Linked DNA regions of Homo sapiens: region 1 is linked to region 2. Evidence: chromatin loops called from intact Hi-C (ENCODE). Cell type or tissue: PC-3. All regions are shown on one strand. Each heading gives the region's core, and the rest is flanking DNA. Links, peaks and the distances in the headings are about the cores only. Region 1 overlaps SLIT2 (slit guidance ligand 2). Region 2 overlaps SLIT2 (slit guidance ligand 2).

Evidence for each region. A loop is a pair of places that touch in the nucleus more often than their neighbours do. Peaks named below come from ENCODE experiments on the same cell type or tissue, not always from the same donor. Only the 100,000 strongest peaks of a DNase experiment are listed, where the experiment ranks them.
Region 1: it touches region 2 in a loop (11-fold over the local background); 1 of 110 quality-filtered maps calls a loop at or near these places.

What each region holds. Positions count from the first base shown.
Region 1 is chr4:20,549,240-20,566,406 of GRCh38, forward strand. It overlaps SLIT2 (slit guidance ligand 2), which reads left to right. Exons shown (of 37, transcript NM_004787.4): 25 at 1,588-1,659; 26 at 4,566-4,729. Among named protein-coding and RNA genes, the nearest start is that of MIR218-1, 30 kb to the left of the region's middle. In PC-3, for the core only: no CTCF peak of the experiment used is centred there; no DNase peak of the experiment used is centred there.
Region 2 is chr4:20,499,494-20,516,660 of GRCh38, forward strand. SLIT2 (slit guidance ligand 2) reads left to right here. Exons shown (of 37, transcript NM_004787.4): 10 at 11,002-11,073; 11 at 11,573-11,644. Among named protein-coding and RNA genes, the nearest start is that of MIR218-1, 20 kb to the right of the region's middle. In PC-3, for the core only: no CTCF peak of the experiment used is centred there; a DNase peak (open chromatin) is centred at 7,508; H3K27ac peaks cover 1,116 bases.

The DNA of each region.
Region 1 (17,167 bases), core at 6,703-11,702, 52 kb after region 2:
ATTAGGATTTATTATAAATTAGGAAATAGAAAAATCATTTCTTACAGTATCATTGTCCAACAGCTTTGCTTTGGACAATATAACTTCCTTTTTAGTAATACTGATTGTTGTTATAGTCATTTATTTGATTATATGTAACATTAAGACATATGGTTTATAGAGTTTCAATTAACTTTGAAAGAAACTTTCAAAATTGAGAAACTTTCAAAATTAATTTCTTTAGAAATTACATAGTATATGAAAACATTTTTACTGTGAAATGTCCTTTAAAATATGTGAAATAAAACATGATCCTTGATCCTACTCTCCTGCCTCAGAATTTACAGTTTGATGTGCTCTCTGGTCCTTTTTCAGATGCATTTTTTTCTATTCTAATAGATGTAGGCCCATGGCTATATAGCTTTTAAAAGCCACAGATATTAATAGGATCTGTTTTTGTTCTGCCATTGTCTATTTTTGTTTAACATATGCTTTTGAATATTTCAAGTCTATCATATATATGAATAAAAATATATATATAAGAATGGAATAGATATATATTTATACATATATATAACTCAACTGTTTAACTGGTAGAGACTGTTGTATTGGTGGGAGGAACCAGAACTGATTCAATCATCTTCATCTTTACTGTGATTTGGTTTAATTTCAAATTTTAATGAGTACTATACAGTACTCTAATGAACATCCTATACATTCCTCTTGGTGCAAATGTGCTGGCATTTCAGCAAGAATTTAGGGTGTGTGGGAAGGTACTGTCAAGTATATTGGAAGGATTCCAAAAGTAACTGTCTTGTTATTCCCCAGACAAGACTTTGTCCATTTAGAAGTTAATTTTTCCACCAACTATTTAAGAGTACCTTTTTCAAAACACTCTTGCAAACACTGAATATTATTTATTCTTTTATTTTTGTCCATATGACAGATTCAAAGTTATTCTGCGTTCCTGTCTTAATTTGCACTTCCAATTAGTAGAGCATTTGAATATATTTTATTTGTTTACTAAGCACTCGTGCTTTTTATTCTAATGAGCTTGATCTATCATTTCCCCATTTTCTGTTGGGTACTTTATATTTTCCTTATTAATGTAGATATCTTTATGCATATACTACTTTACTCTATGCTTGCAGGGGTTTTTTTTAAATGAAAGAATTAATCCTTATATCTTATATAAGTTGCAAATATATATTATTCTATTTCTTATATGGAATATTTTATTGTTTGGATATATTTTATGTTGTCAAAAATTTCTCCCTCTTTTCCTTGATGGTTTCTGGATGTTATAACTGAGCCTGTGAAAGCCTTCCTCACTCCACATTTATAAAAGGAAGATCTTCTTTATTTTCTTTTAATACATTTTTATTTTTACATTTAATTCTTCATTCTGGAATTTATTTTGTACACATAATGTGAGGTGGAAGCCATTTGCTTTCTCAGGTATCCAGTTGTACCAAAACTGTTTATTTTATAGACCGTCTTTTCTGCACTCATTTAAAATGCTTATTATAAACTAAAGTCTCGGAATTTCTCTGGAGTCTATGAGTTCAGAAATATAGGAAGTTTAATTTTTCTTTTTCTTTCTTTTAGTTCTCTACATGGAAATGACATTTCTGTTGTGCCTGAAGGTGCTTTCAATGATCTTTCTGCATTATCACATCTGTGAGTACCTAGTTTATGAATATAGGTTTAGGGTCAAACACTTCCTAATGAGTGACTTGGAACATTCCTCTGCCAGTTATTTTACTGTAACATCATAAGATGTAATTGGTTTCATCTTTAAAGAAAATGTGAAGATTTTCAAACTGGATATGATGCCTTCTGCAAGATGGCTTTAATTTTCCCTTCTGGCTCTTATTTTCCAGTAGTCGAATTATCTTTGCTTAGCTAAACATGTCTCTTCTACAAATATGGCTCTCCAACTTTACTAGCCTATGCTTTTTCTCTCATTATTATCTGATTCTAGAACATCAGCTCCCTTTTAATTATCTATCCTAACCCTGCTTTTCTAAGTCACATCTCAAGTATCACCTTCTCTATGAAGCCTCTCCTGATTTGCTCAAAGTGGATTTACTTATTCAGCATCAACTGTGGCACCACACAAAAATAAATTCAACATGGTTCGAGACTATAGTTTGGAAGTAAGACACAGCCAAATACTTAGATTGGGTGAAATGGCTTTTCCTTTATGTTTTCTCTGATCACAACTTGTTTGTACCTCCATAGTTTTTGGAAGTACAGTATAACCATTTGAAAATATGTGATAAGTGTGGTCCAAAAAACTCATTTGGGTCAAATTCCATGATTTTATTATTACTAGGTGTAATGTTAAGATCATGGCAAACCTAGAAGGAAGTTCAGCCAGCAGCCTTAGGATCCAAAGCCTCCTTGGCTGATGCTGAGTTGGGTGCTTGGTGGCAACTATCTATTTAACTATGCCTAAACAGCAATGTCAGTTGTGCCCCAGTTTCCTAGAAGAGATTGCCTGCCATATCCTCTCCTGGTTTTGCACTTCTCTCGAAAACCCACAAACTCCAAGAAGATACGATTTTACAAAATTGAGAAAGGAATAATCATTTTTCACTCCAAAAATATACATATGATTGGAATTTTAAAATTTGCCACCCAAAAGTCTACGCTTTTACATCTTCTTTGAATTGAATTGAAGATCCAATGTTCAATCACATTATGTCTGCATTTGCCTTATAGAGTCTGTGTTATCAATTGATGTTTTGTACATCAGTCTATCAGACTGGTGCCTATTAATATTCCTTCCACTAAACTACTAGGTCCAGGAAGGCAGAGCCTTTACATTTTCGTGTTTGAGCCAAGAACCTACCTCTAAGTCACTCCTTTACAAACTCCATGGCTGCCACGTGCATGAGCTGCAATATGAAGGAAGCTACTAGCTCAGAGATGCAGGGCTGTGGTGCCCTCAGGCAGAGAATGCAGGCTGAATGAGGAGGTAGCCGTTCTGCTAGTGTTATGGTCAGGCATCAGAAAAGGCTTCACAGGAAAGGTGCTGCTTGAGCTGAGCGGAACTTCCCTTCATGTTACCAGCCTCCTCCCGCAACAGTGAGAGCAAGTAGAGTCTTCCTTGTTCTGTGCCCTGCTCTGCCTTGCATTTCTTTTTTTTTTTTTCTTTATATATATAAAGAAATTTTATATTTTATATTTTATTATACTTTAAGTTCTAGTGTACATGTGCACAACGTGCAGGTTTGTTTGTGCCTTGTCTTTTACCCCCTAGATCATAAAGAGCTCTGCTTTTTCACTTTTCCCACTTCCTCCCCTGTCACATCAAGGACTTAAATGTTGATAGAGATGAGATCAAATGACTAAAAAACATCATTTTGCTCATTTTTAATTTGGAAGGGTTTGAATCTGACATACATATGCAGGTAACATTCACTACATTCTGATTCTTAAACGGGGCATTAAAACTTCCACAGTATCGAGTATTATGATTCTACACATATATTTCAGGGGCTACCTAAAAAAAATAAGATAACTATCCTGACGGTAGACCTAGTAGGATTACTAGTTAGAAGCTAATTGTAAATCAGAAGTAAGCAGTTTTTAAATGCCATTGTATGCATCTACGGCTTCAATCCAACCTTTATAAGGTTATGAGTCCAGGTCTCAGTTTCTTAATCTGTAAAGTCAATTATTAATTAAATGGACCTTATAAAGTTACTATTTAGGATAAAATGAAGTAATTCTTATAAATGGCTTATCCCAGCTCCTGCATATAGTAATAGTGCAATAAATGTTAGCTATTACCTTGATTACTTTCCTGTCACTACTTCTAATGAACAACCGTAAAATGAACGATCTTGAAAAGTGACAGACAGCACCCAGTGCAGGTCCAGCTCAGCTCTGGTGAGCTAGCTCTAGACATCTTCAGTATTTTATGTTCTTTCTTTGTACTTACCTGTCCTTTATCTGTATCATTATTCCCAACCTTTCTTTCTACTTAACTCTAACTATCCTACACAGCTTAGACTTTCTTAACCACCAGCCTCCCAGAAAAGTTAATCTGTTTGTTCACCATCATCTTGTAAATACTTCTCCTACATCACTTCTAATGAAACTTCTTTGCATCTGTGAGTATATCCCAATGCTAATGCTAATCTCCTCTGCAGCAGGGGTTCTTTGGAGGTAAGAATAATGCATTATTTATATTTGGGTCCTCAGAACCTTGCATTGTGACTTAAGTCATCAGTAAATAATTGGTGAATGAAATAGTAATGCACTCGGTGTGTTTACACTCAATATAAACACGTCTCTGAAAATATTAGGAGACCTTCTAAAGCAACATGAGTGTTGACACCAGTGACAACTCACTAAATCCCAGTGCACATCATTCAGGAAAATGGGGAATCCCCAGTGTCTCTATTTTTTTGCTAAATTGTTATCCTCAATAAATCTATGGGGATTTTCTGCTGAGCATCACTTTGAATTCTTTTGCCCTTAGGAAATAACAATACTTCCATACTTGTGTGTGTGTGTGTGTGTGTATGTGTGTGTGTGTATGTGTGTGTGCTTCTGTGGTGTTGTTTTTCCAGAGCAATTGGAGCCAACCCTCTTTACTGTGATTGTAACATGCAGTGGTTATCCGACTGGGTGAAGTCGGAATATAAGGAGCCTGGAATTGCTCGTTGTGCTGGTCCTGGAGAAATGGCAGATAAACTTTTACTCACAACTCCCTCCAAAAAATTTACCTGTCAAGGTATGGTTTTTAATCATTTGTATTTCTTTTAAGAATTACTATATTAAGTAAAAAAGAAAAAGACAACCAATTGTCAATCCAAAGGTATGGTTGAAATGCCCAGTAAATGATTATTTTTTCAGCCCATGCTTGGACAAGACAGAGCAGTTACCTGAGGTGCCCAAGTAAAGAATTAGGCTTTTCAAATAAATCTCAGAAATAGTCCATTGGTAATGACCAAGTTTTCTTGAAAGTGTATCAAAAAACGTAGAGTTCACAATTTCTGGAAATTCCTTTCATAGCCTCTAACAAGTCAAATGTTTTGCTTTTGCCCTGTCTGAACATGTGCCCTGCTCCTAGGGCTGCCAGGGCCCTGTGGCTTCCTCATACCAGGTAAGGAGAAACAGGCCCTCCCCAGTGTTCAGCCCAAACCTTCTGACTCGCCTTATGTGCTGCAGCCTTCCTGTGTTGATGTTCTTGTTTCTTGCTTGTTTGTATCCCTTTCTTTTCCCTTTGTTTGATGTATTTGTGAATCTAAATATTGTCAGAATAACAAATATTATTTTCCTTTTTATTACAAGAATAATACATGCCCCTAAATAGAAAAATATGAATAATAAGAAACAATTTATTTTCTGCAAGAAGAAATAAAATTAACCATTAGTCAGCATACCTGGAGATAACGACTACTAAAGTTATTGTGTAAATATTTCCACTGATGGTAGTCAACTATATGGATTTAGGTTCCTTATAAAAAGTGGGATAAAGTTTACTATTATTCTTAGATTGTGGGGTTTTGGGGGGGCTTTTGTTTTGTTTTTTTTTTGTTTGTTTGAGACAGAGTTTCCCTCTGTAGCCCAGGCTGGAGTGCAGTGGCACGATCTCAGCTCACTGCAACCTCCACCTCCCGGGTCCCGGCTCAAGCAATTCTCCTGCCTCAGCCTCCCGAGTAGCTGGGATTACAGGCATGTGCCAACATACCCAGCTAATTTTTGTATTTTTAGTAGAGACGGGGTTTCACCATGTTGGCCAGGCTGGTCTTGAACTCCTGACCTCATGATCCACACCCCCTTGGCCTCCCAAAGTGCTGGGATTACAGGTGTGAGCCACCACGCCTGGCCAGATTGTGTGTATTTTAAGAAGGTCACTCATCATTATTAGATGGAGGAGAGAAATTCTTGAAAATGTTAAATGTCTAATCAGAAAATATTGATTAAGCATGTTTTATGTGCAAAACTCAATCCTAGGTGTTATGGAGCATAGAGAACTTCATGGTATGGCCTTGCCTTCCATGATTTGAAAACCTAACTAAAAAGATAAGCTTTCAACATTTGAATATTTATGGAGGAAAAACGTACTTAAGTAGGTAATGCTGTGCGGTGGGTTGCAGTGTGAGCTCTGAAGCCCAGCCTGGCTGGAGCCAAATTCCAGCTTCACTTTTTGGTAAGAGTTAACTGTAGTTTAATTACTTTACTAGTCTGTGCCTCGGTTTCCTCATTGTAAGCAAAGGTGGTGATGGTTACAGTCTGAAAGGATTTTGTTAAGATTAGATAATATAGATAAAAGACTGCCTCAAACACAGAAACATTCAATATGTTAGCTGCTGATTGTATTGTTATAACATTTCAAAACACCAAAAAAAGGTGATGTAGGACACTTCATGGTTTATTAATAAAAAAGTAATTTTCAAATCCTATACATACCCTCAACGTTTTTAATTTGGCCTCTAATCTATTTCATGGTGGTAAATGTTTGCAAAAGGTAATTTGCACCACATTGTAAATATTGACATTTTAAAACAAAACTCATCTGAGATTTTTTTTAAATGTATCTGGTGGAATCTAAATATCAGAGCTAATTTTATAAAAGGAAAAAAACAAGATCCCCCTTAATATATTGCATTGTTTTTTTCTTAAACTGTATTTTCTCCTTGAATTCCTATTTTCAATACCCCAGAAAATTGTGTCATTTTTTTGCTCCAAAAACTATGTATACAATTGAAATTTTAAAATTTCCTGCCACCAAAAGGCTGTAAGTTTTTACATCTTCTTTGAATTGAATTATTGCTGTTAATATTAGTGCATCACTGATTGAAACTACATAATTATTTATCAATATTTTATTTTATTTAAAGTTGAAAGTGAAATTTTATTGCAGTGCCTCTCTGGGATTATGTGCATTGATTGCAAGAATTTTTGCAATAATCTTTCCTTTACGATCCTAGATCTTTATTGGGACAGTGTCCTGTGATAAGTTTCTGGTGGGCTGAGAAGTATATCATTATTTTGTAAAGTGAGAGAGAGATGATTGTCAAAGGGGAGGAAAGGAAGGTGAAACTGGCATAAAACCTTCTACTCAGCACATTATCAGGCAAATTTCATGGGGAAGTTGACAAACTGCAAACTGATTCTGTTACACCTTTCTGTGCCCAGCGATACTCATACTTTATTTTCAATAATGCTAATGCTTATCTGTATTTCTTAAAGTTTATAATTCCCTACAGGTATTTCTTGAAAAAAAATTATAACACAAATCTGAAAAAAGTTGCATATTTGTACTCCACTCTTAGAGCATCACAGTTTACACTAATTTGTGAAATGCTCTTGGAAGTCCAAGATAAGTCCCCTGTCTCTCTCTCTCTCTTTCACCTTGGGAATCCCAATTCTCTGAGACCCAACAATACTGAAATTAGGCCAGACATAACACTACAGTGGTCTCTAAGTGTTCAAGTGAAAGAAAGAGTCTCATATCTCTCACATTAAATCAAAAGCTAGAAATTATTAACAACAACAACAACAACAAAAATGTAGCAAGGAAGGCCACGTTGAAAGCCGAGAGAGACCCAAAGCTAAGCCTCTTGTGCCAAACAGTTAGCCAAGTTGTGAATACAAAGCAAAAGTTCTTGAAGGAAATTAAAAGTGTTATTCCAGCAAACAGACCAATGATAAGAAAATGAAACAGCCTTATTGCTGATATGGAGAAAGTGTTAGTGATCCAAATGGAAGACCAAACCAGCCACAAAATTCCTTTAAACAAAACCCTAACCTAAAGCAAGGCCCCAACTCTCTTTATTTTTATGAAGGCTCAGAGAAGTGAGGAAGCTGTAGAAGAAAAGTTGGAAGCTAGCAGAGGTTGATTCTTGAGGTTTAAGGAAACAAGCCTTCTCTGTCACATGAAAGTGCAAGGTGAAGCTCCAAGTACTGATGTAGAAGCTACAGCAAGTTACCCAGAAGATCTAAGATAATTGATGAAGGTGGTGACACTGTTAAACAACAGATTTTCAATGTAGATGAAACAGACTTTATTGGAAGCAGATGTCATCTAGGATTTTCATAGCTAAAGAGAAGTCAGTGCCTGGCTTCAAAGTTTCAGAGGACAGGCTGACTGTCTTGTTAGGGGCTAAGAAGTTGAAGCCAATGCTCATTTACCATTCCGAAAATCCTAGAGCCCTTGATAATTACGGTAAATCTACTCTGCTTATGCTCTATAAATGGAACAACAGAGCCTAGATGAGAGTACACCTGTTTACAGCATGGTTTCCTGAATAATTTAAGCCCATTCTTGAGACTTGTTGCTCAGAATGATTTGTTTCATAATATTACTGCTTCTTCACAGTGCACCTAGTCACCCAAGAGCTCTGATGGAAATACACAAGGAGAATGATGTTTATATGCCTGCTGATGCAATATCCATTCTGCAGCCCATGGATAAAGGAATAATTTTGATTTTCAAGTCTTATTTCAGAAATACATTTTATAAGGCTACAGCAGCTGTACATAGTGGTTCTTCTGATGGATTTGGGCATAGTAAATTGAAATCCTTCTGGAAAAGATTCACCATTCTAGATGACATTAAGAACATTTGTGATTCATGGGAGGAGAGCAAAATATCCATATTAACAGGAGTTTGGAAGAAGTTGATTCCAATCTGCATAGATGACTTTGAAGAGTTGAAAACTTCAATAGAGTAGGTAACTACACATGTGGTAGAAATAGCAAGAGATTAGAATTAGAAGTGGAGCCTGAAGATGTGACTGAATTGCTGCAGTCTCATGATAAAACTTCAATGAATAAGGAGATGCTTCTTACGGATGAGCAAACAAAGTGGTTTATTGAGATGAAGTCCACTCCTGGTGAAGATGCTGTGAACATTGTTGAAATAGCCACAAAGGATTTAGAATATTATATAAACTTAGTTGATAACACAATGGCAGAGTTTGAGAGGATTGACTCCAATTTTGAAAAAATGTTCTACTGTGGATAAAAGGCTATCAAACAGCATCACATACTACAGAGAAATATCTGGTGAAAGGAAGAGTCAATTGAGGCAGCAAAATTCATTGTTGTCTTATTTTAAGAAATTGCTACAGCCACCCCAACCTTCAGCAACCATTACCCTGATCAGTCTCACCAGCCACTAACTCCAAGGAGACAACCTTGGCTAGCAGAAAGATTACAACTAACTGAAGGCTCAGATGATCATTCACATTTTTTAGCAATAAAATATTTTATAATTAAGGTATTGCATTTTAAGACACATTTAACATATAATAGTATAGTTAAAAATAACTTTTATATGCACTGGCAAACCAAAAAATTTGTTTGACTGTCTTTATTGCAATATTCACTTTATTGCGGTAGTCTGGAACCAAACCCACAATATCTCCAAGGTCTGCCTGTACATACATTCATACCTACGTACATCTTTGTGTAACTCAGTATTTATCTGACTAACTTGAGCTTTTTTTACATTTAATGACTATAGAATCTCATATACTTAATGTAGCATGAATGGAAATATGTTTCAGGGAAAATTAGCACTTTTCAGCACTGCCCAATACAACTTTCTATAGTAATAGAAATGTTCCAAATCTGCACTATTCAATGTGGTAGCCACTAGTTACATAGGATTATAGAGCACTTACAATATGGCTAATGCAATTGAGAAAAATAATTGTTATTTTATTTTATTTACCTTTAAACTGAAATATACATGCATGTCTAGTGGCTACCATAGTGGATAGTGTAGTTGCTACAAGAACTCAGAGGGATAATTTGTGTAAAAGAAGGAGGGCTGTGAAAGATGTAATGACATAAGTGGACAAGCAGACAAGTGTGAGGATAATGCTACAGGTGGGCATAACTGTGGGAGCAGAGCTTGCACGTAGGAAACTTCTGGACCTGTTCCAGGGCCACCAAAAACAGTTGAGCTAAAACTTGTTAATTGTCAGATGATGTAAAGCCTAAATTTATCATTTCAACTGTGGAAGTTCAGTTTAATATTCACTAAACTATAAGATCAATAGATTGCACGTATTTCAAAGTATACCTTAAATAGCAAACAGCATGCGTGTAAGCCAGTTGGCAAGCAGAGTAGACATTCAAGACTCAATCAATATAGTTGCAGTTGCGTTTAGAAGACTTAAGAGTTTACTCAGTTTTTCTGTAACTGAATTTTAGAGTGATAGGCACTGAAACTTACAGTGCCCTTTGCCAGCATTTGTCTCAGCATTTGTCAAGCTATTTTGAAGTTTCATTGTCCTATTAATGAAGACTCTGCTAGTTCAAGGTTTATGACAGTTTAGACTGGATAGTTGCCAATACTACTACCACTACAAATAATAATAACAATAATAGCTAAGTTCTATTGAATAGTTTACCTAATGCTGAGTACTTTACATAGATTTTTATCTCTTTTAATCTTTCCGCCATTCTTATAGTGAAAACTATCATTTCCCCATTTGAGATATGAAAATATTGTATTTTAGAGTTATTAAGCAATTTTTAAAAATCACTCAGCTGCCGACTGGAGTCAGAATTTGAACCTTGACTCTGATTCCAAAGCTTACTGCTTAAGTTTATTTTAAAGTTTTTAATAAAAGTATTTTCAAAATAAATTTTCAGTGTAAATAAGATTGCCACCCTATTATTGAAACATACTTAGAAAATGAAAATTCTGAACTACCCTCAAAAGCTTTACTAGAAATATTTACTTGTAAAAATGGATTGGTAGAAGGCCAAGTATTTTAATCTATTAATTAAAATAATTCATTCAAGGAAATCCACTGAGTACTATACTATTAAGCATATATGCTTTTTGAGTTTTAAAGCAGCAAAGTCATGTTTCTTTAAATGTTTTATAATTGAGGTTTACATATTTTAACTTAACTTTCCCTCTAGTTATGCCAGTCTAATGTATTTTTATTTTATTCATGAAAATTATGTAAGTACAAACTCTCAATATTAAGGTTTGTCAATGTATAATTTCAAAATATAGCAGGAAGACAAATATTTTTAATTGAATGCATGTTTACATAGCTATATTTAAATACAATTTAAATGTTTTTTTCTGCTAAAGGATGCCATGCTGTTATTTTGAGTCATTAACTATTTTAATAAAGACAAAAGTGTTTTCTTTATGGTAAACTCTCATCATTTTGATGCATAACAGAAATAAATGAACAGGAAGAAATTGATTATCAGATCATATTTAATTAATACCCAGATAGAGCATCCCTGAGTGGGAAGCAGATGGCCATGACTTGTCTTTATAACCCAAATGTCCTGACCTCATCTTTTAAATATAAGATGACGTTAGAGTGATTAAGCAGTCTGCAATAAAACAGTTTTTGTCCTCTCCAGATAGTCATTGAGAAAGTCAGTGTGGAAAGTGGAACATTGTTAATTTCTAATATTCCCTTTATTTCTCTTGGTTCAGGAAGTTTTAGCTATGGAGGCAACTAAATTATTTTTTTATTTGAAAGACATTTATTAAATAATTACATATGCTAATGAGTGAACAATCTAATGGAGATGACTTACATGTGCTGAAGAGTGAACAGACTCATGGAGATGAATGATATGTTTATTCATTAATTAAACAAATATTATTCAAGTTCGTACAATGTTCAAGGCACTGTGTCTAGGTGATAAGAATACAACAATAAACAATTCAGAGTAAAACCTCTGTCCTCATGGACCTGATACTCTACTGATAGATACTTTTAAATAGATAATTCTAAAAAATGGTATGGAAGTCTGGTGATAGAAATATGTGTAAGATGCTAATAATATATCTATACCAGATGACTATGGAATTGTAACTGATACTGTCAGGTCCAAGAGGCCAACAGGAAATTCTTCTTTTGAATCAAATGGAGTATAACACAAAGAGGGGAGGAGGCCCAAAAGGGGAGGGGTCTGGTAGCCATGAGCTCAAAAGAAAGGCCAGGATACGATGCTGAATGTACCTCATTACTTCATTTGTAAAGGCCAGCTGAAGGATCAAAGAAACCTGAAACATTGGCATAACCCATGATAATCAACATTTAGCATGCTGTGGTTGATCTCTTCCTCTAATTTTATATGTTAGGAATCCTCTAGATTCTGGAATTCCTGTGAAAAACTTCACAATTCTCAGCAATAACATTGTAATATTATTGTTTTTCTTAGCAAGTTGATGTTTTCCATTTTGGACGAGTTTTTGATAGGCTTGAGTGGGAGCTTTTGTTCTGTGTCTTAAAATTATTGATATTGTCGTTAGTCGTTGAATTAAGCATGAAGGTGATTAAATAATTGAGCCCAACCTAAAGCAATGAAAAATTCAGTTTTGAAGCATTATTTAGATCAGTTTTGAAGCATTATTTAGAATAATAATTATTCAAAACTGATCAGTTAGATCAGTTTTGAAGCATTATTTAGAACTTGGTCAAATCTTTTTTACATTTTCAGATTTAGTATTACTAGTACATAGTTGTATCTTGGAAATTACCTTAGATTTTGGAGGTTTTGATTTGCTTATTGGCTAAAGAGAACATTCAGGTTTGGATATGGTAGTATGCTAAACGTACCATTTAAAAAAGGGGGGGCTCTTTTATTATACTTTTTAAAACTTAAAACACTGGGAAAAACTTAACAGATATTTATTTTAATAGGTAAAGAGAACTAGCAATTAATGCTCTGTTCTTATATGTTTTACATCCATATTCTCTCCAATGCAAAGATTTTATAAAATAATTATTGCCCTTTCCATGTAATTTTGGCTCAGGAAGTTCATTTAGTGGCCCAAAGTCACATGTAGGTGTTGCGAATGGCCAAGCCTGGTAATCCAAAAGGTGTAGTAATTTAGCCTTTGTGTTTTTAGCTAACGATTTTTACAATGCAAATTTACAGGATTTTAACCTCTGTCATCTGGAGATCATCTCCACCCCTCCACTGAAACTAGAACACCAGTATCTTCTATCTTGCCAATTTAGTGGCTTCTTTTTACTTATCTTTATTTGCTGTCTTTACATCTTCGACATTGGTGGCCACTTCTCCTTCCTCTACAATCTCTTGGCTTCCTCATTCCTTTTATTTTTTCACCCACTTTTTCATGTAGACATGTAGCATTCTATCTTTAGCCCTATCAAATTCTCAGTAGATTTCAATCCATGCCTTTAAATTTCTAGCCATGGCTTTTCTTAAGAACTTCACATTCATATTTCCATTCACTTAGTGGATTCTTCTCCCTTGATGGCTTGCAGAAACTTGAAACACATATTCTAAGACATGCATTCTCATTCCCCACATCCACTCTCTAATTGATACATGTATGTCTCTCCTGCTAAACTGTAAGTTTTTTCAGAAATTCAGGCATTTCACTTGTCTTTGGTCTCTGAAAATCTGGCCTAGTCCCTGGCACAATGTAGATGCTCAGTAAATATTTGATAAATTAATGATGGAATGTTGTTAACAAATATGCATTTGGTATTATTAATAAAACTTGAGAAATGCCATAATGTAATTGCAAGTGGAGCGTAAAAGCATTGGTTTTAAATAAAAACCTTCTTTTAGTTAATTATACCCAACATCAAATATCCCCAGGATGTTTTCCTGAGTTGCCTTTGATGTACCTCTGGCTTGATAGAAGGGCAGTGCTAGAGGATTTTGTTATTTGACCCATGTTTCCAAGGGATGCCAGAATGAAGGCAGATTCTAGAATATAGCTAGAAGTTTTTGTCTGGAGCTTTTGGTAATAAATCAAAATGAGATACAGTACTCACTGGGTAGCAATAGTGGTGTCAGGTGCGTAACTAGTGATTTTAGTCAAGTAAGCTAGTCTGCCTACAGGCTTTAATGGAATCGAGGTCCAACAGTTCTTCCATTAAAGATTAAAGTAACTGACAGAGACAGATTGTTAACCAAACTTTCTTCTCATTTTCTCTTTGAATTATTAAGCTAACCACACCTCCACCCATATAGCTAATGCTATAGTGCTCTCTTAATCAAAACCAAATCTTAAATCAATCCAGTTCACCTCGACTGTTCTCCTTCATTTTAGTGATGTTAGTAAAGATCTTTATCCCTGAAGCTACGTTTCCTTTCCCCTCCGTGGCACACATCTCATGAAAGCTAATTTGTTAATAATATGTTAACATTTCTTGGAACCAGTTAGCTTTAGAAAGGAGAAAAGCTTAAAGATTGCAGTTCTTTACCAAGCAGCAATGAAAGAACAAAGAGAACCTCTTCTGTTTCTTAAAGGTGTACTATTATTTCTGGTGCTTGTCCACACCTAATTTGTAAATCACAGTTGCTTTCCCTAACAGCTTAAAGTCATTAACTCTCAGTGTTGTACCCGGTGCCCACTTCTATTTCCCATGGGTTTCCTAATAGTCCCTGTAGTTTCCCCAAATTTGAGCAGCTCCTAGCATATATAGAAGGCTCTCAGGGAGACTGTGATGAATAGATAAACAGCAAGATCTAATTTGCCTTTGTCTGTGTTGAAATTTGGACAAACAAGAAAATGACTGCTTTTCTCCTTTTAAATAAAACACTTTTTGTTCCTCCTACCTATTCCAACTCTCTGGAAGTCTAAGAAAGAGTGTCAGTACTTGCCGTAATTTTGTATTTGATCTCACTAGGTTCCCTCCTTGACATTCATTGACATCTTAAAACAACCTATTGGAATGGCTGCCATTATCCTAATACCACACACTTAAGTAGTAAATCTGGGTTTAACTTGGGTTGGTGGATTTCAGATCCTATGCCCAAGATTGCTACATATTATGGACATCTTTTCACCTAGGACTGATCAAGTGTGGAAAATTCTGCCAAGTGTTGGCTTGCTCGTGGAGAGGTGTGCTTCTTCCCTCATTTTATGACTTTATTTGGCATCTCTTTTTAGCTCTGATATTATCTCCTTATTGTATAAACAGATTAAAGTTGTCATTCTCCTTGATTAAGAAGATTTCAGGAGAGGTGCTCTGAGAAAGTGTAGTGGATAGAAAATGAATCACAAGTTGAATGCAAACAGAAGACAGAAGATGGACTTAGAAGGGCAAAATATGGACAGGGAGATGAATGGGAGGAGAGCCAGATGCAAAGAATATTATTTCAAGAGATTAGACTATAGAAACAAGTGGATTTAGATAAACCAGGTAGATGTAAAAATCACATTCTGAAAAGGATTTTTGGTTAAGGAGAATTACAAGCTACATAAAATAGGAAAAGAAATTATATCATATTTAGACCTTTAGAGATATGAGAGGAGGCTGCTATGTGGAATTTGTTTGACTTACAAACATCTTTTGTATTACCCTTCACTCAAACTCAAGTGCTAGAAATAAGAAATGATTGTTGAATAACTGGGTTTTAAAAGATATGAAAAACAAGAAGCAAATAGAATGATAGCTAACTTTACCATTTTGGTAAAGTTGGTAGTCATGAGCTTTACCAACCTGAAGAAGTTGGAACTCAGTATTTTGCTATATTCCCAAACCCTATGCCACAATCAGTTCAGCAGGTTTAAGAAATTGTTAAAAGAGTCCTGAGTGTATGAGAATGCTTGTTATCTTGATTTTTTTTTTTTAGCTAAACTGAACATATATGAGGAGGCAACAATCTCCCATAACAAATTCCAGATATGAAAATAATTCAGCATAATTATCGCTGTGGAAAACCAAATTTGGTCTGGAATAAAATGCAAAGAAATTAGATAGTGATTATTAATCAGATATGGTCCGGTGGACATTTATTAAATAAATCCCCACTACGTGGTAAAATGAACATGAACTACTTCAGCCAGGCAATGATGCTGCCAGTATACTCGATTAAATTCTTCAAAGTGTATTCCATTTTCTTCCCTAAGACAATCTCTTTAATTTCTCATCTAATTACTCAAACATAATTTTTGGAACATGTCACATTCCACAGGATGAACTTACAAACTGCCAACCCCAAACTCCTTTTATTTAAACCACAGCCTTACAAGGTTGAAAGCACAGTAACAGGCCAAAAGACATTTTTTCTCGAGGCCGTGGGATGTGGCCAGATAAATGCTTATAGTCGTTGCATTTGCTGACTTGCTGTTTTGCTGGCATACGTTCTTCACCGTTCCATCCTACGCCTTTGTTCTGAGTTAGGTTCTTTCCTGTAAACTATTAAGGGATCTGCTAGCAATGAGCTATTTTCTTTCCTCTTGCTGACTCATATATAACTTTAGCAAACTCAAAACCATTTATTGTTAGGTATTATGCTAATTTAACTAACTGCTTTCACTGTCACCATTCATTTCTGCAGTGTGCTGAACAGCTAAGTTTTTTGCCCTTAATTGATAAATAAATTGGGGAGGGCGGAGAGAAATTAAATTTCTATGGAGCTTACTTTACTTCAGAATTAATGCCAGCAGTTTCCCAGCTGTAATTTGATATAGAGACTCCTTTAGTTATTGTAGTTACCAAGACAAAATGTAAGGGACATTAGCACTGGCACAGTCTCTCCTAGTGACTGAGGCATCACTAGAAGAAGTAAGCACCACCTCTTTCCCTTAATACGGTCATCCTAGGAACAGTTAATTTTCTCCTAATGGTTAAAAACAAACAAACAAAAAACAATTTCTATGTGGATACATTTCAAGAGTTTTTTAATCGATAGGAAAGCTAAACACTACAGGACACTATCATTTTCATGGATTTTAATTCAATACTGTTACTTGAATATGTGCTAGTATTTCCCAGGGTAAAGGATATGAAGAGATACAATGAATCTCTGTGGCCACCATATTTATTCATGTTCTCTTACATACATGAGTTTCTTTCAGTAGATCAACAACGCAAGCGTGGGCTGTAATCTGTAGAATAATTTGATGCAGGTAGTTTATGTGAGTAGAAGTTATATAGCTTTTTGGTGAAGGCACCTTAGAAGGTTAGAGCAGTAACGGTGGGGGTGCAGAGCTGCTCTGTAATTATCCACATAACTTTGCTAGAAATTGCTTGTGATAAAATGTTCAATTAGAATTATTGCTGCTTGTTCCAGTGAAGATAAAGAACTACAGAGAAATACTACAGAGTGAAATATAATTAATGTTGACAGTAAGAAATGTATGTGTTTTATGTATAAAGATGTCAGTGTCCTTTTCAGACACATTTGCCAAAAGGCCTTGTGGTGAGCTCTCACACAGAATGCACAAAGTATCATAGGT
Region 2 (17,167 bases), core at 4,715-9,714:
GTTTGTTTGTTTTTGAGACAGAGTCTCGCTCTGTCATCCAGGCTGGAGTGCAGTGGCACCTTCTTGGCTTACTGCAAGGTCCGCCTCCTGGGTTCACGCCATTCTCCTGCTCAGCCTCCTGAGTAGCTGGGACTACAGGCGCCCCCCAGCATACCCAGCTAGTTCTTTGTATTTTTAGTAGAGATGGGGTTTCACTGTGTTAGCCAGGATGGTCTGGATCTCCTGACCTCGTGATCTGCCTGCCTCAGCCTCCCAAAGTGCTGGGATTACAGGGACATCACGCCATGCCCAGAGTCATCTGACTTTTTATATGTAAAGATATGCAAGTTAGATTTGACCAACTTGCCTTGAGCCTATTATGTACTGGCTGATTTAAAATAATTATAAGTACTCATCAAAGTATGAATTTTTGATTGATTAGCATGTATTTAGTAATATTTCAATCAGCAGAATATCTATCATGCTATGCAAGTAGTTTATTTTAAATATGCTAAATGTTAAAAAATACAGTACAAAACTTGACTAATTTTTTTACAGCACATATGGATGAACTTGACTACTATTCAGACAATATTGATAAAATAAGTAAGGCAAATGATACCATTTTTTAAATGTAACATGGTATGAAAGAAATAGTCAATATTCTGAGTTTGCCTTGTTAAATAACAAGTAGGTTGGCAATTTCAAAGTGCAATTGTTTTCACTTTGACAGAACTTTATTGTTTCATTGTGAAAATATTTTAAAACATAAACATATTCAACTTAAGGATAATAAAATGTAATGGAAATCGGCATAATTTAGAAAATGTTATAAAAGTTAAAATTTGAGCAATTCTACTTTAGTTCATAATTTTATTAGAGCACTTCTTAACACATGGAGCATTTGTTAGCATTTTGCAGTTTTACACATTCCTGATATTATTGCTACTTCAAATCCACTCACAAATTAGCTAGCCTACAACATTACTTTCACTTCACATTTTATGTTTTTATAACTTTGTGCTTTTCAGGCAAGCTAATATGAAAACACCCTCAATATTTTATGCCTGTTAGAAATATAGATGACATAGTACTCTTAAAAAGTGTCTTGTATCATACATAATAAAAACCTTCTTTATGATAAAAAAAATTTTCAAAAATGTTAAATTATTTATTTCACTTAATTCCCATGGAAACACTATGTAGGAAACTATACGTCTCCTAAAGGTTAGGAAAATTCTTTTAATTTTTTTGTAGTGTAGAAAATAGTTTTGTTAGTTTTTAAAGTGAAAACCTGGTTTGAGATAAGAAGCTATCATGCCGATGCAGGCAATTAGAATTGCGTTCTCAAATTTTCTTCTGAGATCCTCACAATAGCAGAAACTACATATGTATCTCCTATGTACTATGAAAGTACTAGTTTTTCCTCTATCAAATACAACTTGCCTAGAAATGTCATTAAATAAACAATCCTATGATTAAACAAGTCAGTATTATTTTATCTCTGATTCTGTGCTAATATATATATGGTTAGAAAAACAAAATGCAATGATTCTTCTCTAGATTATTTTTATGTGAGTTTAGTAGTCTTAATGTCATTGTATGTGAATTTTTTATGTAAACATCATTCATTATTATTTTTATTTTCTTGTGTTTTTGGATTATATTTTCCCAAGTTTTCATATTATGATTTCATCAGGTAATCCCAGAAAAAGAAAATATTTTGGCTTCCTACAGACACAGAGCACCTCATTACTCAGCATACAAAATAGTGTTCTACAATGTGTTTCCACAGAAGAAGCTTCTCATGTTAATTTTTTTTGGGGGGAGGAGGTTGAGATCTCACTCTGTCACCTAGGCTGGAGTGCAGTGGCGTGATCTCGGCTCACTGCAACCTCCGCCTCCAGGGCTCAAGCAATCCTCCCACCTCAGCCTCCCATGTAGCTGGGACTACAAGTGCATGCCACCACACCCGGCTTTTTTGTCTTTTGGGTAGAAGTGGGGTTTCACCTTGTTGCCTGGGTTGGTCTTGAACTCCTGAGCTCCAGTGATCTGCCTGCCTCGGCCTCTCAAAGTGCTGGAATTACAAGTGTGACTCACCACACCCGGCAGATTCTCATGTTAATTCTTAGTTATCATTAGCCACACTCAGTGTACTCCTTATAGCAACTTTGATAGCTCCACAGCAAAACAGTGTAAAAAGAATTATGTAAAATACATTTATAGATGAAACCATGCATGTAGTTCCGCAGGCCATTATTGAGTTCACTATTAATCATTTGAGTGTTTTCATCTATATTTTGGTAAAATTCCTAATTGTATATGCGTATCTTGAGCAGCCTTTAATTGTCATTGAAAGAATAATTGAAGAGAAAGAATTATACTATTGAAAGAATAGTAGAAAAATTATCTTCAAAAGGCTTCATATATCCACTATGTGCAGAGAAACCATTTTCATGAAGACTTTGTGTTCATGATAAGAAAATTCTTCATTTATATTTTTTTTTTGCAACTTATTTCTTTCTTGTACCTAATTTCCCAAGAAGTTATTTAGGTAACATACATGTTATACATACATATACTCACACACACACAAATGTTGTACATGTGTTTTTGTTAAATCGTGTGATAACTTAAGCAGAAAACTATATAATGCCTTTCTCAAAAGAAAAATGTAGAAGATAGAATCAAACTTTTGTAATATTAGTTGAGAAGTAAAACTGAATATAATAACATTATAAATAAATTGGAGAAAAAGAAATATTAAAATAAGCACAGAGATTAAAATGGTAAGGACAGACAGAAACTCCAACTGGTTTCTCTTCAAAAGTCCAAGGAATCTAGTGAGTACTATTGCAACACAAGAAGCACATGCAGAAAAGTGGCGTTTTAAAAAAGTACTTCTACATACTCAACAAAGATTTCTGAGTGCTTGCTCTGCATCAGGCATTATGGATGAAAGGGGACAGTCTCAACCTTCAAAATGTTTGCAGTGCAGAGAATTGAAGCTTTACACAAACAGAATTTTAAACATGAGATAAATAGTAAAATATGTGTGCACAAAAAACAAAGAGAGAGGGCTACCTTGATCTGCCTTGGAGAATCAAATAATCTTCAGGAATTAGGATGTGTTTTGCAGGTAGAGAACTTGAGGGCTTTTTTAGACATAAGAAGCTGCATGTGCAGAGTCCCAGGAAAATGATAGAGTAGTGTGTTTTTGGAAAAATTAAAATTTGCAGTTGTTAGAATATAAAGTGGAAGTCAAATCTTGAAGAAGAGACTGTCCCGATGGCGATAGAATATGAGGGAAATTTTCTAGCAAGGTAGTAGCATGATTAGATTTCCATGATAGAAAAATCACTAACATGGAATGGAGGGTGGTTTGAAAGAAAGGAGCCCACTGAGAATGCACTAGCAGCAGACTCTATAGGGGATAATGAAGGCAGGCCTAGCAGCAGATAGTGATGGGAAGTTATTCCAAGAGGTGGCTCTAGTGCTCATGCAGTTCATTCCCCTAAAACTTCTATGGGAAAAAAATGCAGGCCCCCTCAAATGTAAAATAAGACTCATGTAGCCTCTAACATAAGACTGAAGACATCTGGGGCATAGTCACAATGTTATTTATTCTCATAATTGGTAAAAGTGTCATTTGCATTTTAGCAATTATGTTATAGATTGATGATTAATCAGCTAGAATGACAGGTGAAAAATTATGTAGTTCATATTTTACTAGTGATCAGCATTATTTAAATTTTAGGAAAAAGATGTTATACAATGTGGAGAATAACTCAGTGCAGGGGTGGAGAATAATGAGAACTACTGTCTGCTTATTGAATAATACTGTTAAACAAGTGATACGAAAGATGATTTTTGTAATTTTTTAAAACTAAAATAATTAGCAAGCTGGAGAGTTAGCTCAGTGTCTAATTCATAGTAAGTGTCTAAAATTTTTGTTATTAATGAGAAATAAAACAACAAAACTTCTAAGTGTTTTTCTTTCTTGGGTTGATTTAAAAATATATATATGAAAACATAATGATAGTGACATATTCTCTCCCCCTGAAATCTGTGGGCCATGTGCCTAAGCCCATTTTTTTTCCCCGAGTCTACACCATTTGGTTGCATCTATTGAGTGTATCTTTGTATTTGAATATGTGTCCTTGTGAATATATGCATGAAAATTTTAACACTTAGTCAAAAGGTGCACACATAGATATTTTTGTCTTGCCTTAAATGCTTAAAGACCAAATGGAAAATGAGGCGTTTCTCTCCTATAAAAACACCAATTGAATTTACACTCGGGAATGTATTTTAGAATGACATCACAAAATGTAAAATAAAATTTAAAAATGAGTACTTTTGAGGAACAAGAAATCCCAAGACAGAAACTGATGAGAATCAATTAGTATTGACACAATCCTAAGGCAAAACTTCTAGCTGTATGCCCAGAAGTATCACTCTAGGGCTAATATTCATTAAGCTGCTGAAGATATTTATTAAATTTGCAAAGTTCTGGAAACTGCAATTATAAAACAAATAATGCTGTAGGCTAAAATATGTTGGATCATTTTATGTAGAAATATATGAAAGATTTTAATGACATGATTTACTGCTAAAGTTGGAAGTAGCATTCCAAAAATAGAAAGTACTTACTTTACAATTATATGTAATAGGCAAGATAATCCTTAACATCAAAGAAAAGGAATATTGTCTTCCTCCTTTTCAAATGATGGGCCAATCTTACCTATGAGGAGAATGTGTTGGCTACAGTGGACAACTTAAGATTCAGAAGCTAGTCATTCTGCCTCCCCTTCCCTTACCCCATTAAGACTATGCTCTATTCTGTGGCAGCTGCTTTTGCCATTTACGTTAAAAGCAGATGGAGAAAACGCGAAGAAGTGTCAGTTTTATTGCCATGTATAATCAGCATCTGGGCTGTATGTTACAGACACAATCAATCCAAAGACATATTTTACTGGGTATTATAAAAACTTTTTGTGTTTCTGAGGCAGTCCCCAAATTACAGATAGTGCTATATTTTAATCCTGTTGATCACAGAGATTGCAGCCAGTTATGTTGTTTCAGCTTCAATGTGAATGATGTATGTGTGTATGTGTTTATTATACAGTTACGGAGTTATCTGCAAAACTGTACTGCTAATTTGTTTAAAAACATGATTTGGGACCATATATATTTATTTCACACTAGAAATCAAATCATGTGTGAGATTTATATATACACATATAATTTTATAGTGTATGTGTGGGGGTGTGTGGGTGACGTTGCAATAGTCCCCCCTCTTCCACAGTTTTGCTCTACATGGTTTCCGTTACCCATGGTCAACCTCAGTCTGAAAATATTAATGTATTTTGAGAGAGACCACATTCACATAACATTTATTATAGTATATTGTAATAATTGTTGTATTTTATTATTATTGTTAATCTCTTTAAACTTGATCACAGGCATATAGGAAAAAAAAGTGTATATAGGGTTCAGTACAATCTGTGGTTTCAGACATTCAGGGGGTCTTGGAATGCATCCCCTGTGGGTAAGGGGAGTCTACCATATATGCTGTAGACTTTTTATTATTTAATATATTGTGCTATATATTCTATTTTTGATTGCATATACATATTTTTATTACTTCACTATTTTTGTATAAGAAATAAAATACCATATTTTTTTCTACATCTCATGTAATTTTTAGAAAACATTTATGGTAAGTTCTATTCTCCCCATTTTTCAGGAAGAGAAACTGAGACACAGCGAAAGAAAATAGCTTTTGTAAGGTCCAGAGAGCTAATCAGCTGCAGATCCAGAATTTAGTCCATGTCTATATAAGTGCAAAGCTCATACTTTTAATTGCTAAGTGACACACCTTGAAAAATTCTATGTATGTCTATAAAATGTAGAAATATCTCTTGAGGAGGGCTATTGAAGATTTGGCATGTGGATGTTATTTTATATAGTTTGTCAAAATAACACGATTTTAAAACATTGAAAATAATGTCTACGAATTGAACGCTAGAGAGCTGAAAATGTCATTTAAAGTGCTAATACTGTTTAATATCTTGTAAATGTCTTTAGAACTAGTTTTTTAATTGCCCAGTCATACACACTGCATGTTGTGTAGTCTACTTATGTAAGATCTGCTCACCAAAACCATTAGTTTATTTTATGTGTTACAGAGCCCATCAGTCCACAAGTGGCAGAATTAGACTTCATTGAGCTAAAAGATAGCTGCACATAATTAACATATTCTAAGGGTCTTGTGTTTTAAAGCAGAGGGATATTTCACCATTTTTTATTTTCTATAATTTTTGAAATAGACACCAGAACGTGTTATATATTGTTGGTAGTTCATTCTTTAAGAGCTTTAAAGTCGTGAAGACATGTATAATGAGGTAGCAGTAATTAGAGAGCAAGAGAAAAAAATTGTAGAAGTGGAGACAGAATGGGAAGAAGTTTTTTATTGGATAAACATACTTTTGAGTTATTTTTATTAGTGCAGTTAGAAAACTGTCTTCATCTTCTCATATACTGAGCATGTAACTAAAATTTCCTTCTACATTTGAAAGAGTAGTAACAGCCATTGCTTTGGTTTCATGTGTGTGTATATGTAAACACACAAACACATACAGTGATAAAATGTTATGCAATCATTTACATAAGTTATGTGGAGAAAAAGGTGTTGGCTCCTTTTACATGGAAAAGTCTTTCTTGTAGTATGTGATTTACAGTACTTTCTTCCCCTAATCACTTTCTAAATCTATTTTTACTTTGAAACTCAAGATATTGAATTTTCTCCGAAGGACTGACATTTGAAAATCTCTTAATTATGGTGGATTTTATCCATGGCATGCAAATATATCTTAGCGATTATACTATCTATTTTTGGAATCCCAGAATGTTTTTAATTAGGTTCTTTATGGAACAATGGATTCAAATTTGCACTCTATAAAATTCAGCAGCTTCTATGCTATTAAAGCACAGATTACAGGACAGCAATGCTAGAAAATGTAAATTTTATTTGCCCTTTCTTTTTACCTCAACCTGAAAACTTTATTATTTCACTTCTTTATTTTTTATAATCTGATTTAAATATGTTTTCCTCTTTTTGTAGGACAAAGGACATCATTTGAGATGTGTGTTGGGTTTAGTTTATCAAATATATTCTAAAATTCTTACAATGAAAAGGAAAACCCCTTTATTCTAAAGACCCAAAAGTTTGCAATAAGTACACATTAGTTTATTGTTTCTCCACTAAATAAGAGAGAACAGACATTTTATAATATATTAAAATTTATTGTTTGACATCTGTCCATGGTAGAATATTTTCCTGCTTGAGAATCTGTCCCTCTGAATGAAGGATGCAATTACGTTTTGCCTTAATGAACTGCTGAGACAGTGCAATAAAAACCAGTTCGCTGCTGAGTCAGTGTGAATAACAACATAAACTCTGTTTCAAATACTTTTTTTGGAACAAGATTGAAAATAGATAAATGAATAAAAGTAAACAAGTCCATGGTACATGTCATTGTACAGCTTTCTGTGGTACATGTAAATGCAATAGTTTGCAATGTGAAGATCAGGTCCTTGGTACATTGCAATAACAGATGATTCATGCAGCATGACTCAAGTGTGTCTGAAATATTGTTTTTGCATATAAAAATATAATGCCATTTTATCATGACTCTTCTTTGTTTTATAACTTTCTGAGTATGCAGCATTTTCAAAAAACAAGGCCTTATTTATTGTATAATTTGGGTTTTTTTGGTGACAATCATTGAAATTAGTTGTAGATTAATTACAGAAATTATCATAACATATATTTGAGTGTCATTAGAAAAATTAGTGATCATTACGAGTATTCTAGTTTGAGACTTTAAAATAATAAATGAATTTTAAATTTTCCAGGGAAAATCTTCAGTTATATTAAATTATAGAATTAGTTTGGTCACATTTGTGAGTTAAGGTTATTGACATTTCAGAAGTCTCTATGCTGAATATAGCATTTAAAAATACTTACATTGGAGAAATTCATTTTGAAATCTAACTGCAAAATAAGATTATTTATCAATAAAACTTTCACAAATGTATGAACATCTCTGTTTTTTGATTATCATTGAATTCCAGTTATACAGCTTAATATTTTGTACAGAGTAGACATTAAATATTTATAGGGTGAATGAATGAATTAATGATTATTGGTTTCTTTAGATTATTTTCAAGAACCTGAAATAATATCTATGAAAAGTAGTATATGAACTAGCTTTGCATTACTATTAAAAGAAATCTACTAGTCACTGAGAGCTATTAATTTTTTCTCATCATAGCACTACGTTATTGTGAGCAAATCTTTAATACATTGAAATAATACTTAATTGACCAAGACATGAAGAATCTTCCAGCGAATCAATATTATTTCATCTATAGCTCGTATTCTCTGTATTTTTATTGATTACATTTTAAGCTTAAAATTTTACTATAAGAATGAGTAAAGGCCAAAAAGAATTACTCTTAACTGTCAATCAAAACATTCTAATCAATAAAGTAACAGGCAAATGATTTACATGTCCTTCACTCTATTTAGAGCTTTTGAAAAAAAACTCCCTTTCTTATGACCTAGATAAATAATACAGAAGACAAATTCATATTTCCATCATACAGTTTATTTACTGTCTTCTGGAGTAAATCCACCTATTAGGAGCCAAAAACCCAGTTAGCAGGGATATGTGAAAACGAATAGAATATAGTGGAATAAGAACAGAGGAGTTAAGAGGATGTCCTTGGGTATGTAGGAAAAGGCACAACTTATTATACCTAAGAAAATAAGGAAAGGATTTAAAAGGAGGCCATGCTTTCACTGTCTTAAAATAACTAAGCATTGTTAATATCAATACTAGTATAAAAGTATCACTAATATATACATGTCCAATAATAAGAAAGAATTAAGGAAATAGGGTATTTTTCAACAGTGGAATATTATGAAGGCATTAAAAGTAATGTCTTACAAAATGTTAAATGATATAGCAATACATGTATGATATGTTATTGGATGTAAAGACAATACACCCAATTCTATTTGTAGTAATACCTCAATTACATAAAATATGCTCAAAATTCTATATGCAGTAATACCTCAATTATATAAAATAAATATGCATAAATAAATATGCAAGCAAAAAAACACTAAAGTAAAACTCCCTGATCTGAGTAGGGCATTATGGATTTAGTTCTTTTAATCATATTTTTACTTTTTCCAAGTACAGTGAGCACCAAGGAGATAGAGTGTCTCATCAAAGGGAAAAAAGATTGTTAGTAATATCAAATGTTACAGTGAGTTCAAGAGCAACGAAAACTGAGGAAACCCATTGAATGGTGAAATAAAGAGGTCAGAGAATGAACCCTGATACTGTTGAAGAAAAACCGTAGCACCATGAGAAGGGCTTTGAAATCAGAAAAGACCAAAATTTTGGCAATTTCATTTAATGTCCTAGGGATAATTTGTTTTGATTTTATTTCCATTAAATGTTACGCGTGTGTGTGTGCATGTGTGTGTGTGTGTATGCGTTAAAGTATTACCAACGTTCAATAAAAATGAATTAATGTATATGACACATATATGGTCAGTATGTTGTCATGATATTTATTCATATTTAAATATATACACATATGTATACATACATATATATATAATATATATGCATATATTTTTTCAAATCCGGGCGGGAAAGTGGAGCTCATGCCAGTTGAGCTTTATTTTCCTATTGAAAGTGAACTCTATTTTTCTGTTGAAAAACAGAGGGATTTAATGTAGAGAATAGACTGAACAGTTGAAGGAAGGTAACAGGGAAAAAACTGCTACCAACCCAGGGCTATAAGGACAGAAGAAGCTGGTATTTTATAAAATTAGGAGGTGGCACCAACAGAAAGTAAAATTAGGAAGGAGATGAGACCACTGCTGTGGACATCCCCTGAGACAGAGAAGGGAAGAAATATCCTGGCTTCTTCTCCCCGCCAACCTTTCACCACCCTCCCAGTGTCTGTCACTGGCAAATCTCACAGTAGCCTGTTGGCAAATGAGCCTGGGATATATGGTTCACTGGAGTCAGCTCTTTGGGAGACAGAGCAGAACAGAGGAGAAGGGGATGGGAAATGATCATAACGATGTTTGTTTGGAGTGAAAGGAGGCTGAGAAGCAACATTTTTTTGATAGACTAAAATATGTACCAAAAGACTTCATGCAATCTACTTATTTGTGCGTTTCATAACTAGGTGGGTAAAATCTTGTCTTTCTCTGTTAGCAGGACCATAGAATAGATGATATCAGTTATTTTCAACTCTGTGATTTTAGTATACCATAAAAATACTTCAGTTGTGCTCAAATGCACTTTGCTGCAGTGGTTTTTATGTGAAATATTCACAAAATGAATCCACAGAGTCTAGACTGTCTTACTGAAAATATCTGTAGCATATATGGATTTATAATTTAACATTTTGCCTCATAAGAAGCTTCAAAATTAATTTTGTGAGTATAAAATTATTTTTTAACCGATCATATGCTTTCCATAGAGGAAATAAAAGGCTTATAAAATTTAATATTCAACAGTAATCTTCTTTGTGGAAGAGTTATGATTGTATCTAAAATATGTAATAGATCTATTCAGTATTTCTACCTATTTCTCTAACTTATATTAAGTTAATTAAAATGTACTCCTAAGTTAGTTTCTTAAAGGTATTATTTCTTTTGTACAAAGTCCAGACTTAAATATTGATGGATATGTAGTACTTAAAAATCTGAATATTTTAATTATGTTTATAATTGCTTAGTTTTTAATCCCAATTTGCTTCACATTTAGGGACAGAAAAATTAAATTTAGTACTTATTTTTCAGGAAAAAAATATATCACTCATGAAGAACATCAACTTTACTTCTTGACATGAATCCTGAGCTTGAATTAAACATGTCCGAAGGTTCACATTTCCATTTAAAAGTTGAATTTTTTTTCATTGCAGACGTTTGGAACAGAACACAATCAAAGTCATCCCTCCTGGAGCTTTCTCACCATATAAAAAGCTTAGACGAATGTGAGTGAACAATATTCTACAATATATGTAATTTTAAAAATTATAGAGGTCATGAGACCATGCAAAGAAACTTAAGTATGAGTATATAAGTGTTTGACAGCTTAAATATTAAGTGATGTGACTGTCTGATTACTAGCTCTGTAATAATATTTTAATCTTAATATCTAAACTATGTAATTTTTAAAGGTCTGTAATTTAGCATATTGATTCATACAAATGTGAATGTTTATGGTCAATATATTTTGCATATGAACATATGTTCAGGTGTTCTATTGTCAAAAATAAGACATAGCATCTTATATGGGAAAGTAGACAATGGTTATTTTAAAAAGTATGATTTCTTTTTTAAATTTCTGATCCTTCAGATGTTCAATGTTGCACGTTTTGGACATGTCTTGATAAGTACAAAACCAACATTTAAAAGCCATACATAGCTTTTTCCGCAGTAAATCTCACTGACATTTGATTGAATGTAACCTAACCCTATTTCTAATCTTAGTGACCTGAGCAATAATCAGATCTCTGAACTTGCACCAGATGCTTTCCAAGGACTACGCTCTCTGAATTCACTGTAAGTATTCACTGTGTCACTGAAGGAAAAGAGAAGCCACAACAAAGAGTGGCTACCTTTTTTAAATTGGGGTTTAAAAAATGCTCTCAGGTTTTTATTATGAATAATGAATTATTAATAATGTTAATTATTATTAACCACTTCTGGGTCCCATTATTTTTATGGAGGACTGCTACCCATCACTAAAATTAGCCAATTTTTAGGGGTGTATATTTTATAGTTTGATCATTTTGCTGTTAGGAGAGCAAGAGTTAGATCCCCTTTTTGACCATTTTTTTATTTCTTTTTTTTTTTTTTTTTTTGAGACGGAGTCTTGCTCTGTCGCCCAGACTGGAGTGCAGTGGCGCCATCTCGGCTCACTGCAAGCTTCACCTCCTGGGTTCATGCCATTCTCCTGCCTCAGCCTCCCGGTAGCTGGGACTACAGGCGCCTGCCACCACATCCAGCTAATTTTTTTTTTTTTTTTATTTTTGGTAGAGATGGAATTTCACAATGTTAGCCAGGATGGTCTGGATCTCCTGACCTCGTGATCCGCCCGTCTCGGCCTCCCAAAGTGCTGGGATTACAGGCATGAGCCACCGTGCCCGGCCCATTTTTTTATTTCTAAAAGAAAAAGAAAATATTTATTTTGGAAAGCATGTAGCTAGTATCTGGAGACAATATCAGTCTCCTTTGAAATGCTAGGCAAAATCTTGCTGAGAACACTTGAAGATGACCACTGAGAGGAAACCTCCACTCTTTTTCATCACCTTAATACTTTCCTAAAAGAATAAGCTTTTAATCTCTCAAAGAACAAAGATTTTAAAATATGACAGCTTTTTAATGTCAAGAGAACCTTCGAAAGATAGCTATGTAAATTAAAGAAGTTTAAAAATAAATGTATAGCAGCTGTTATTAATATTACTTCACACTTGTAAAAAAATCTTCAGAAGTCCACCAAGTAACCTTTAGATCAGATTTAAATATTCGAAAGTGGAAGTCGGCACATTTTTATTTTTTAAGAGCCGAAACTCAGAGAAGGGTTCTTATTGATGTCAATTCCTGCCAAAATATTTCAGATATCAGAGGTCAGGGGTAGCCAATGAGAATGCCAAGATACACATGTGCGAGACCCAGATAAACCCCTGGAGTTTGTGGAACAACTTGCTGGCACTCTTTCCAAGGGGAGAACTAGATCGGAGTGCTCATCTGGGCACATGAGTGTTCCAGTTGCTATGTTAGTCTGTTTAAAAACAAAAACAAAAACAAAAAACACTACAGTTTTCTTTAAAAAGGAAAATGGAAAACTGTTACTTAAATGGCAGTATCTGCTTGGGTTCACTTTTGCTTCTTTTTGACTTGGAGGGTTTTGACTAGAAGAAGCACGAGATTAAAGGAACAATTGTTGGCAGAAAATATAGCGTGTAGTCATGTATTGCTCTCAGGCTGTACTGTCAGGTTCTAAAGTAACTAGGTTCAGTGTAAAACTCAGATCACCCAGTCAGATTGTCCATAAAGTACTGTTAGCACCATTCTGAACAGTAATACTATCCAGAGTAAACATTGACAAACTCCCTGTCATACAGAAGGACAAAAGGCAAATCAGCATGTCAGTTCCTGATTCTCCACAATTTTGGTCCTCAAAGATAACCATTAAATGTCAAGAAGAAGAGAAATCAGTGGGAAATTCTTATTTATATCGGCTTGCTTGCAGAGTTTGATATTAAGCTCTTCCCTTAATAATGTTAATTGACACTTCTGTGGTTGTGAGAATTAAAAGAAAATATATAAAGATATTTACAAGTAAATTATAAATAGAACAGTTTATTATAATTTGTTACTTCTTTCAATAAATTACATTATGTTTGTTGATAAACAGGGTTCCTGTAATTAATGATTATAAATTATGTAATCTAATAAACAATAAAATAGTGTGTTGTCACTCCTTTTGCTATTTGCTAACACATGTAAAATAACATGCTTGCTACATTGAAATCTAAGGCCTCATGATGAGAGCACTCACGCACACAGTTGTTTTAGAAGGCCGTAGAAAAGCTTTATCTTTACTTGCAGATAAAGTAAACTGCAGTTAAGTCAGGGAGTTAAGTCACTGGGGTTTTTCCAGTTCAAAATGTAGCAACGTGTGGAAGATCACAAACTGTTTGCCAAAAGTGGAATACCTGCATAATACTGTAAAACAGATAAACTGGAAAAGAATCAAATAACTGAGTTATTTTAGAGAAAGCCCACGTGTTATAACACGTATCATTTTCCTGGTCACGTTCACAGTTTGAGTTCACTTTCCAAAGATTAAGTTATTTTCCCCTCCATAAAATATATAACTACACACATTTGCAATAGCTCTTTTCTTCATTGAACCACAGTTAATATGTTCAAAAGAAATGTATTGGGCCCGATTATGTACTAGGCCCTAGTAGAGGGTCTAGAGATGCAGAGTGACCAGAACACAAAAATCCCTGCCTCATGGAGGAGACCAGTGATAAACTGGCAAATGTATAGTATACATAAAATTTACCTATATTTATAGTATTACATCTATCTGTAGATGAAAATGCTATGAATAAAAATTACAGAACAAGGGATAAGGATAGCTGTGGTTGGCGGGGGGAAGCTAAAACCTTAAATAAGATGATCAACAAAGACCTGAAGATTTGAGCTATGGGAGTGAACTGTGTAGATAATGCAGATATATAGAGGAAAGGCATTCAAGACAGAGGGAACGGTTAAGTACTAAGGACGTTTAGCAGGAGTATGCTAGATGTTTCAAGAATTAGCAAAAAATATCACTGCTACTGGAGAGTAGTGGGTGCTTGAAACTGAAATGATGAAGAGAATGCAATTGTAACTACAGGTCTGAGACACTATAATTAGGGTGGGAGAGGAAAGCCAGTGAAAGCTAGATTTGCAGAGAAGAATTGTGCTGGAGATCATGATAGTGACCAGGAGTTAAAATCTTCCAGAAGGGAGCAGAGTACTTGGGAGTATGTAGTTTACTACAAAAACCATGCAAGTACAAGGCAACACCTCTTTTTATTTAAATAAAAATTTTGCTTACAAGTTTTGCTTACACCTGATATTTTAATACCATGTCTTTCTAGAACTGTACTCAAGAATATAGCCAGATTAATATAATCACTACAATTGCTAAATAAATAAAACTATTTAAAGGTGATATGATGCCAAGCACCTCTACTGCATTCTACTTAAAAAATAAAAATTTCAGCCAGGCGTGGTGGCTCATGCCTGTAATTCCAGCACTTTGGGAGGCCTAGGCAGGCGGATCACTTGAAGTCAGGAGTTCAAGACTGGCCTGGCCAACATGGTGAAACCCCGTCTCTACTGAAAATACAAAAATTAGTCAGTCAGACATGGTGGTGCATGCCTGTAATCCCAGCTACTCGGAGAGTTGAGGCACGAGAATCTCTTGAACCCGGGAGACGAATGTTGTAGTGAGCCAAGATTGCACCACTGCACTCCAGCCTGGGCAACCAAGTGAGTCTCTGTCTCAAAAAAATAAATAAATAAAAATTTCAAGTTATTAGATCACCAAATTTCATCTCTTAGAGATAAGTGGACTTGATTTACCTAATGTTTTTTAAGGCCTCTCCTACTAAGAAATCCTATACTTTTTTTTATTAACATTATCATTTATTTTTATTACGTATTATATAAAATTATAATGTTATACTAATATATTGTTACATAGTATAATATGCAATATATTAACAAAACAAAAAACATTCATGTCGTTTTCAGGGATTTTAAAATTTCTTTCAATGTGACATCAACAAGATTTCTATAATATTTAGTAACAATTTCTTAAGAATTCAGCATACTAGTATTTTTAGCATTGTCTGTAAACAGTTTTTATTGTTTTCTGCTTATTACTTGGAAACTTCCTTCTATAGTAACAAAACGTTTTAAGTGTAGTATCATTGTAGCATACTGCTAAGCATATGACCTTTAGGACACTAGGTGGCTGTGTTCAAATCCTGGCTCTAGTACTTACTAGTTAGAGGCTGAGCTAGTTACTAAATTCCCTGGGTATTAGTTCTTCCATCTCTAAAATGAGGATAAAGTTACTTCCCTGCTGGCTTTGTTACGGAGTAAACATCAAGAAATAATATGTATGGCCATGGCAAATTCATCTCTTGATAGAAAGCAATTTGTATGTTTCTGGATCTCAATTATCCCAGAGAATCTTTCTTTATGCCAAAGGTCCTCAATATATGATTTTTCTCTTTTCCCATTCTTTTCATTAGCCCTTTGTAAACTATTTTAATTCACTTACTCTAATTTCCTTATTTCCTTAACTAGCTCCCAAATTCCACAGGGGTCTACAGTGGAAGACTTTAACACTGTACTTAAATTTCTGGCAACCTTTTCCTAAACTGCTGTTAACTCTCCTGCCCAGTATCTTGCATTTTACTATAGGTTTTCAATGAAAATTAAAAGGTAGCACCTCTGTTTTGTCCTCTGCTTTATCTTTACTGTACTCTTCTAAAAATCACTGAAGAGTTATAATTTTCAAATGTATACATTTAAAAAAATTTATAAGTATAATTTCCTTGACATTTTTTTGAATAATAAAGTATCTGCCCATAACACCTTTTTCATGATAGTCATCTTATAGGTTGCTGTTTTGGACATTTTTTTTCTCTTCAGTAGGAGTTGTCTTCTGCCAGCTTTCTTTTTTGAGACGGAGTCTCGCACTGTCACCGAGGCTGGAGTACAATGGCGCAATCTCGGCTCACTGCAACCTCCGCCTCCCAGATGCAACTGATTCTCCTGCCTCAGCCTCTCATGTAGCTGGGATTACAGGCGCCTGCTACCACACTCGGCTAATTTTTTGTATTTTTAGTAGAGACAGGGTTTCACTGCGTTGGCCAGGCTGGTCTTGAACTCCTGACCTGGTGATCCGGCCGCCTGGGCCTCCCAAAGTGCTGGGACTACAGGCGTGAGCCACTGCGCCTGGCCTCTGCCAACTTTCAATAAGAGCACAAGAGCTCAAACACTGGTCACCAGCTATTGCTGCCTCTTACTGTCCTAATGCTGAAACTCACAAGGGCTAAATTGTGTTTAACGTTCTTGGCCTTCCTTATAGCAGCAGGTACAAGAGCTACCTTAAAATTTCCCTATTGTTCAAAAAGACTAGCAACAACAACAACAAAAAAATCTCTATCAGAGTATATGTATATTGTACACATATAATAGTACGTATGTATATACTATCTATGTGGTATGCTGAACATAAGTCATGTATAAGAAACTGTAGAAAAGATACTCAATTAGTCATTCTTGGTATTTGGATGATATTATCCACATCCCTCATGTATTGATTTTCTTTTCAGCTGATACCACTTTTTTCTTTCAGTTTCTTTTAAAAATTTCTTTTCCTCCAACAGTGTAGGACAAATTCTCACTGGCCTTCTCTTAGTTTATATCTTTATGTGATGATATTTCTTTCCCTCATTTTTATAGATTTTGGCCCTATTTCCTGGGCTGTCATCCAACTTCTCTATC